Regions from separate parts of the Homo sapiens genome. Here region 2 is linked to region 1. The links are chromatin loops, found by intact Hi-C in ENCODE. Cell type or tissue: Caco-2. All regions are shown on one strand. Each heading gives the region's core, and the rest is flanking DNA. Links, peaks and the distances in the headings are about the cores only. Region 1 overlaps LOC643339 (a long non-coding RNA gene). Region 2 overlaps LOC643339 (a long non-coding RNA gene).

What was found. A loop is a pair of places that touch in the nucleus more often than their neighbours do. Peaks named below come from ENCODE experiments on the same cell type or tissue, not always from the same donor. Only the 100,000 strongest peaks of a DNase experiment are listed, where the experiment ranks them.
Region 2: a loop joins it to region 1, with 5 times the contacts of the local background. A loop is called at or near these places in 2 of 110 quality-filtered maps.

Annotation. Positions count from the first base shown.
Region 1 is chr12:93,121,558-93,124,358 of GRCh38, forward strand. The region is part of intron 3 of LOC643339 (a long non-coding RNA gene); the gene reads right to left. It also overlaps the pseudogene NACAP8. Among named protein-coding and RNA genes, the nearest start is that of LINC02412, 51 kb to the right of the region's middle. In Caco-2, for the core only: no CTCF peak of the experiment used is centred there; DNase peaks (open chromatin) are centred at 1,084 and 1,374; H3K4me3 peaks cover 694 bases.
Region 2 is chr12:93,041,448-93,044,248 of GRCh38, forward strand. The region is part of intron 3 of LOC643339 (a long non-coding RNA gene); the gene reads right to left. Among named protein-coding and RNA genes, the nearest start is that of LINC02413, 52 kb to the left of the region's middle. In Caco-2, for the core only: no CTCF peak of the experiment used is centred there; DNase peaks (open chromatin) are centred at 734, 1,064 and 1,454.

The sequences.
Region 1 (2,801 bases), core at 146-2,645:
CAACAAGAATTGCATTATCCCCATTTCTCAAATGAAGAAACCAAGACTTTAAGAGACTTTGAGAGCTAAGGAGTCTGAAGTCCTACTGTTTGTAAGTGTCTAGTAAGTGGCTGTCTGCCCTCAACCTCCTCTTATTGCTTGTCCTAAGCCAGGATTCATTAAATCAGTCTAGTTTTACTTTCCATTACCTGATTTTATAAATGTTTAAACTTAGTCCCAGAGAAATTAAAAGACTTGACTAAAGTCTTTAGTATTCAGTAGCAGAGGAGAGATTTCTAACATAAAAAGATCTTCCAAGTTTTACTACAGGGCTTGTAATAAAACCATTACAAAGAAAAAGAATTATTGCAAACTTGCCTACCAACATGTGATAAGCACTTTTGTTCTGAGCCGTGATTGTCCTTACCTTAAGAGAAACATAGTACAAAAAAGGTGACTGGCTCTGGCTGTCCTCTTATCGAGAGTGGGCAATGGAGGGGCTTTGTACAATTCTTGCATTCTCAGCATCTAGCATAGTGCCTGGCAAACAGTCATTACTCAATAAATGTTTGCTGAATGAATATTATATATAACTCAATATTCCCTGGACACAAAAAAATAGCTCTTTTCCCCCTTCACATTGTGGAGAGAACACTAATGAACAGATTGACTTTGTTTTTTCTGCCAACTCACATCATTCCAAGTTTTATTTGCGTTTGTAATACAGATGCATACAAGTGGACTCATCATCCATCATCTCGTCTGAGCTAACCACCATGACATCATTACCAATCCCCAGATACCAAGGCCAGATCTTCTAGATCAGTCTCTCTACATATGTGTATTGCTTTTTCCTTTGCATTACTTATTTCCTTTTTGTACTATAGCTGATATTCCAGGAGCTGACTCCTGGACCCTCTTTGCCCCCAGTGACTTTCAAGGTGCAAGATTCTGTTGCCTCTCTTTTGCTGATAGATGTTGCTGAAAGGCCTGTGTGGAAACTTACAAAATCAAATGAGTTTTCTTCTCCTCCCCTTCTGTTAAATTCTAACTCACCATCCCTCACCCATACCTGAAGCCCAGCTCTCTCCCGCAGGCAGTCTCTGCCAGCCAGGCCAGGCCTGAGCTTGTTCTCTGCGTGTCTGAAGCAGGGAGTCCTAAAAGGAAATATTGCTCTCATTCCAAAGTTGCTTCATCTTCATGGGCAAAGAAAAAAAAAAAAGCAGAGGAAGGTAAATGCAGCAACTCTGAGAAATTCTTAGTTGATTATTTACTGTTGCTTAACCTTCAAAAGATTCCACTGTAGAAAGGGAGGGCCGGTATTCATACAGTTCCTAGCCCAGGTAACTTCTCTTTCCTAGACCTGCTAGTCCAGTTAGCTTGAGCTCATTTGCAAGGAGGCCAATTCTGTGACCCCTTTCGTTTCCCAGAATGCCTCACAGTGGACACTCAAAGCAGTCGACTTGCTAACAAGGCTAAAGGAGTTAGGTTTTACATCATTCCTGAATTATTGATGTGCTTTGCAAATTAGCTTTTCCTGTGCACATGACTCTCCTTAGCTAATCTTTACAACATATAAGACAGTTGTCAAAACTGTTTTGAAATATGATTCTGGGGTTTCAGAGTACCGTTTCACGGGACTTGAGTTTTCAGAACAAATCTCTGTGCAGAGATAGGAACTATTCTGCTTAATAAGTATTATTATTATTAATTATCTGAAGCAATTACTCAAAATACCTAAATGCAATTTGCAAAGTAGTCAGGTAATAACACCATGTAGAAGTTCATGTTAAGAGCTACCATTTCAATGAATGTAGGGAACACTATCCACTTTTCTCAGAGTCCTTAGAAAAATATAGTAAGTGAAAATAAAGGCCGGGCATGGTGGTTCATGCCTGCAATCCAGGCACTTTGGGAGGCCGAGGCGGGCGGCCTTATTTGAGGTCAGGAGTTTGAGACCAGCCTGGCCAACATGGTGAAACCCCACCTCTATTAAAAATACAAAAATTAGGGCTGGGTGCAGTGGCTCATGCCTGTAATCCCAGCACTTTGGGAGGCCGAGGCGGGCGGATCACTTGAGGTCAGGAATTCGAGACCAGCCAGGCTAACATGGTGAAACCCTGTCTCCACCAAAAATACAAAAAAATTAGCCAGGCATGGTGGTACACACCTGTAATCCCAGCTACTCGGGAGGCTGAGGCAGAATTGCTTGAAGCTGGGAGGTGGAGGTTGCAGTGAGCCAAGATCACACCACTGCACTCCAGCCTGGGCAACAGAGCAAGACTCCATCTCAAAAAAAAATAAATAAAAAAAAAAGTAGAATGGTTTATTACACATAAGAGGCAAAGGCAAAATGACACATGGTATACAGACTGAACCAAAATATCAAAAATAACAATGCACTCTTTTCTTTTTTTCATCCAACAAGAAGCCATAACTTTATTTATGATAGAAGCAGTACAAATTTCAAACCAAGCTGCAGTCACTCATTTGAGACACCAATAAAAGTTGCTTTCAGATGGTTACACTGTTAATTCCATAATAGCATTTACAATATTATTACTTTGTTCTTCCAGGCTCCAACTGCCTTTGCTCTGGACACATTCCCTTGTGACATGACCAATTCTATGTCCTTAACTTCTACACCTGTTTCATCAACCTCATCCTCTTCACTCTCCTTTTGTACAGTTGGAGTCTGTGTGTTTTCTTGAACATTTAAGACAGCTTCACCCTGAACTTTGAATTTCGCAGCAGTTGCTACTTGTGCTTGCTGAGATAAATCTTCAATCTTGGCTTCTGCCAAAACGATATAGGTATCCGAA
Region 2 (2,801 bases), core at 97-2,596, 80 kb before region 1:
TTGTCCCCAATAGACTGTAAGTACTACAAGGGCAAAGACATTGCTTTGTACCCAGGCACTGCTTTATCTCCAGCACACAGAACACTGCCTTGTACATAGTAAGTGTTCAATGTATAGTATACAGTGAATATATCTCAATCTTTTTTTCATTGCTACAGACAAGACAGCATTGTTCCCATGCAAGGGCACACTCCCACAGGGATAAACACATCATGGCAAAGCTTAAAATTAATTTTCTGGCAGTACAACCAATGGTGGATTTTGTTTTAGTTGGAAATTGGGGGTGGAACTCAAAAGCATTTTACAATTATGTCAATGATAAAGATCACTTATTTAAAGATCCCAAAGCTCTTATAAGGGAAAAAATAGAATTATGTCTTACAAGACAACACAGCAAATCAAATTTAAAACTTTTAAATATATATTTTATATATATATACTTTTTTTTTTTTTTTGAGATGGAGTCTCGCTGTGTCGCGCAGGCTAGAATGCAATGATGCGATCTTGGCTCACTACAGCCTCCGCCTCCCAGGTTCAAGTGATTCTCCTGCCTCAGCCTCCTGAGTAGCTGGGACTACAGGCGCCTGCCACCACGCCTGGCTAACTTTTGTATTTTCAGTAGAGACGGGGTTTCACCATGTTGGCCAGGCTGGTCTTGAACTCCTGACCTCAGGTGATCCACCCACCTCGGGCCTCCCAAAGTGCTGGGATTACAGGCATGAGCCACCGCCCCAGGCTCGCATTTTTTAATTTATTCATTCAGTGCCCATCACATGGATCCTGTCAACCTTCAGTGGACCATGGGCATACACTTTGGGAAACGCTGCCGTAAAACAAATACCTGATTAAGTATTCATTTTAGTTCCCAGTATGTGCCTGATACAGTTCACTGCTTATGAAAGGAATATAAAAATATGAACAGGCCTTTGAGGAGCTTATAACCGAGTAGATACTCAATAAATATTTAGAGAGATCAAATTTTAGAGATCAAAGCAATGTATATGTCTAGTATCATTAGAAAGAATGAAAACACTGGCCGGGTGTGGTGACTCATGTCTGTATTCCTAGCACTTTGGGAGGCTGAGGCGGGTGGATTGCTTGAGCTCAGTAGTTTGAGACCAGCCTAGGCAACATGGTAAAACTCTGTTAAAAAAAAAAAAAGAAAGAACAAAAGGAAGAAAGGAAGGAAAGGAGAGAGGGAGGGAGGGAGGGAGGGAAGGAGAGGGGAGGGGAGAGCAGGAAGGGATGGAGGGAGGGAGAAAAGGAAGGACGGAAGGAAGGAAAACACCTTTGTCCAGTGTTGAGAATAAATGCAATACTTCCAACTCTGTGGTCTCAAGATTTGTTTTGCTGTATCTAATGCGGATGACCTTTATCAGCAAGACACCCATTAACACATAGAAGATAAGTTGCAGTGTGAATAGTGCCTTGAGACTGTGGCAATAAAACTGGAGCCACGCCTGAGTTTGCAGTTTATTTGGCCGCACGTGGCCATGGAAAGTGAGCATGAACCATCATTGTATGATATACTCAAGGCTCAGGAATATGTATACAGGTTATTAAGTCAAAGTAGCTGTAAAACACTGCACGAGAGTTGATTCAGTCTGTTAAATATTTTACACCTCTTACAAAAATATCTACCCAAAAAGAAAATTAGATACAGTGAATAATTCACAACATAAATGCTCTTGTGTGGGCAGGAGTTGGGTGGTATTTGTTTTTATGAGGTGAAATCTGCAGTTATAACATAGACTTCTTCCTAGAATGGCAACCAGGATTCTAAACTGGCAACAGGCAGCTGCAGGCCTGATGTGAATTTACAGGTTGCCTAGTAGTGCTACTGAAAAATAGATTGTGTGGTAGGAGGTTTTCTCATAACTTTTTTCTTTGTCATTGCTTTTCTTCTTCTTTTCCCTGTGCAGGCTGTAAACAGATTGTAAAATGTGTGACACCCCAGAATCTGAGAAAAAATACAAAGCTACTTTTAGTATCCTTCACCATAGCCTACAAGTTCTTTCCTTCCTCCCTTCCTCCCTTCCCCCACCCTCCCTCCCTCCTCCCTCCCTTCCTTCTTTCCTGCCTTCCTTCCTTCCCTCCTTCCTTTTTTTGAGACAGGGTCTTGCTATGTTGCCCAGGCTGTTCTCAAACTCCTGGACCCAAGTGATCCTCCAGCCCTAGCCGCCCAAAGTGCTAGGATTACAGGCGTGAGCCACCAGCACCAGGCTGCTCTTGCTTTTCTACCCAAAACTGCTGGACATGTGCACTTGATACCTATGACTTCATCTACTTTCAGACAGCCATGAGGGGTAGGAGCTAGGGAATGAAGGTGGGGCCCGATGAATGAGTATATCAATCATGTTTTTAATTTTAGATATCTTTTGGTATTTCAACATTTTGGGGAATTTACAGACCCCAGAAGAGACCACCCCTCCCGGGGCTATCTAATTCCTAAGGATAATAACTTGCCTATAAGCATGCCTTTCACACACAAACCAACCAAACTCAAGCCCATATTCACCAACCACCTCCTTATCTATCTCTCACACACTAGCCAATATTTCCCCTGAGCTAAATTATCTCAGGGCCAGGTATTAGGCAACCACAGACCACCTAGATAAACCAAAGCCTGCTGGGATTATTCAAACTAGGCAAAGCTGAACTGTTTGCCCTGCCTTACCTTTCCTGCAGAAACAAGGCTCTAGCCTAAGTGTTCCCCTCGCTCCTTTGTCCCTTCTGACAGAATCTGCATGATGTGGCGTTTCTCCTCTCAGAAGAGCAAGTAATAAATTCTACTTTCAATA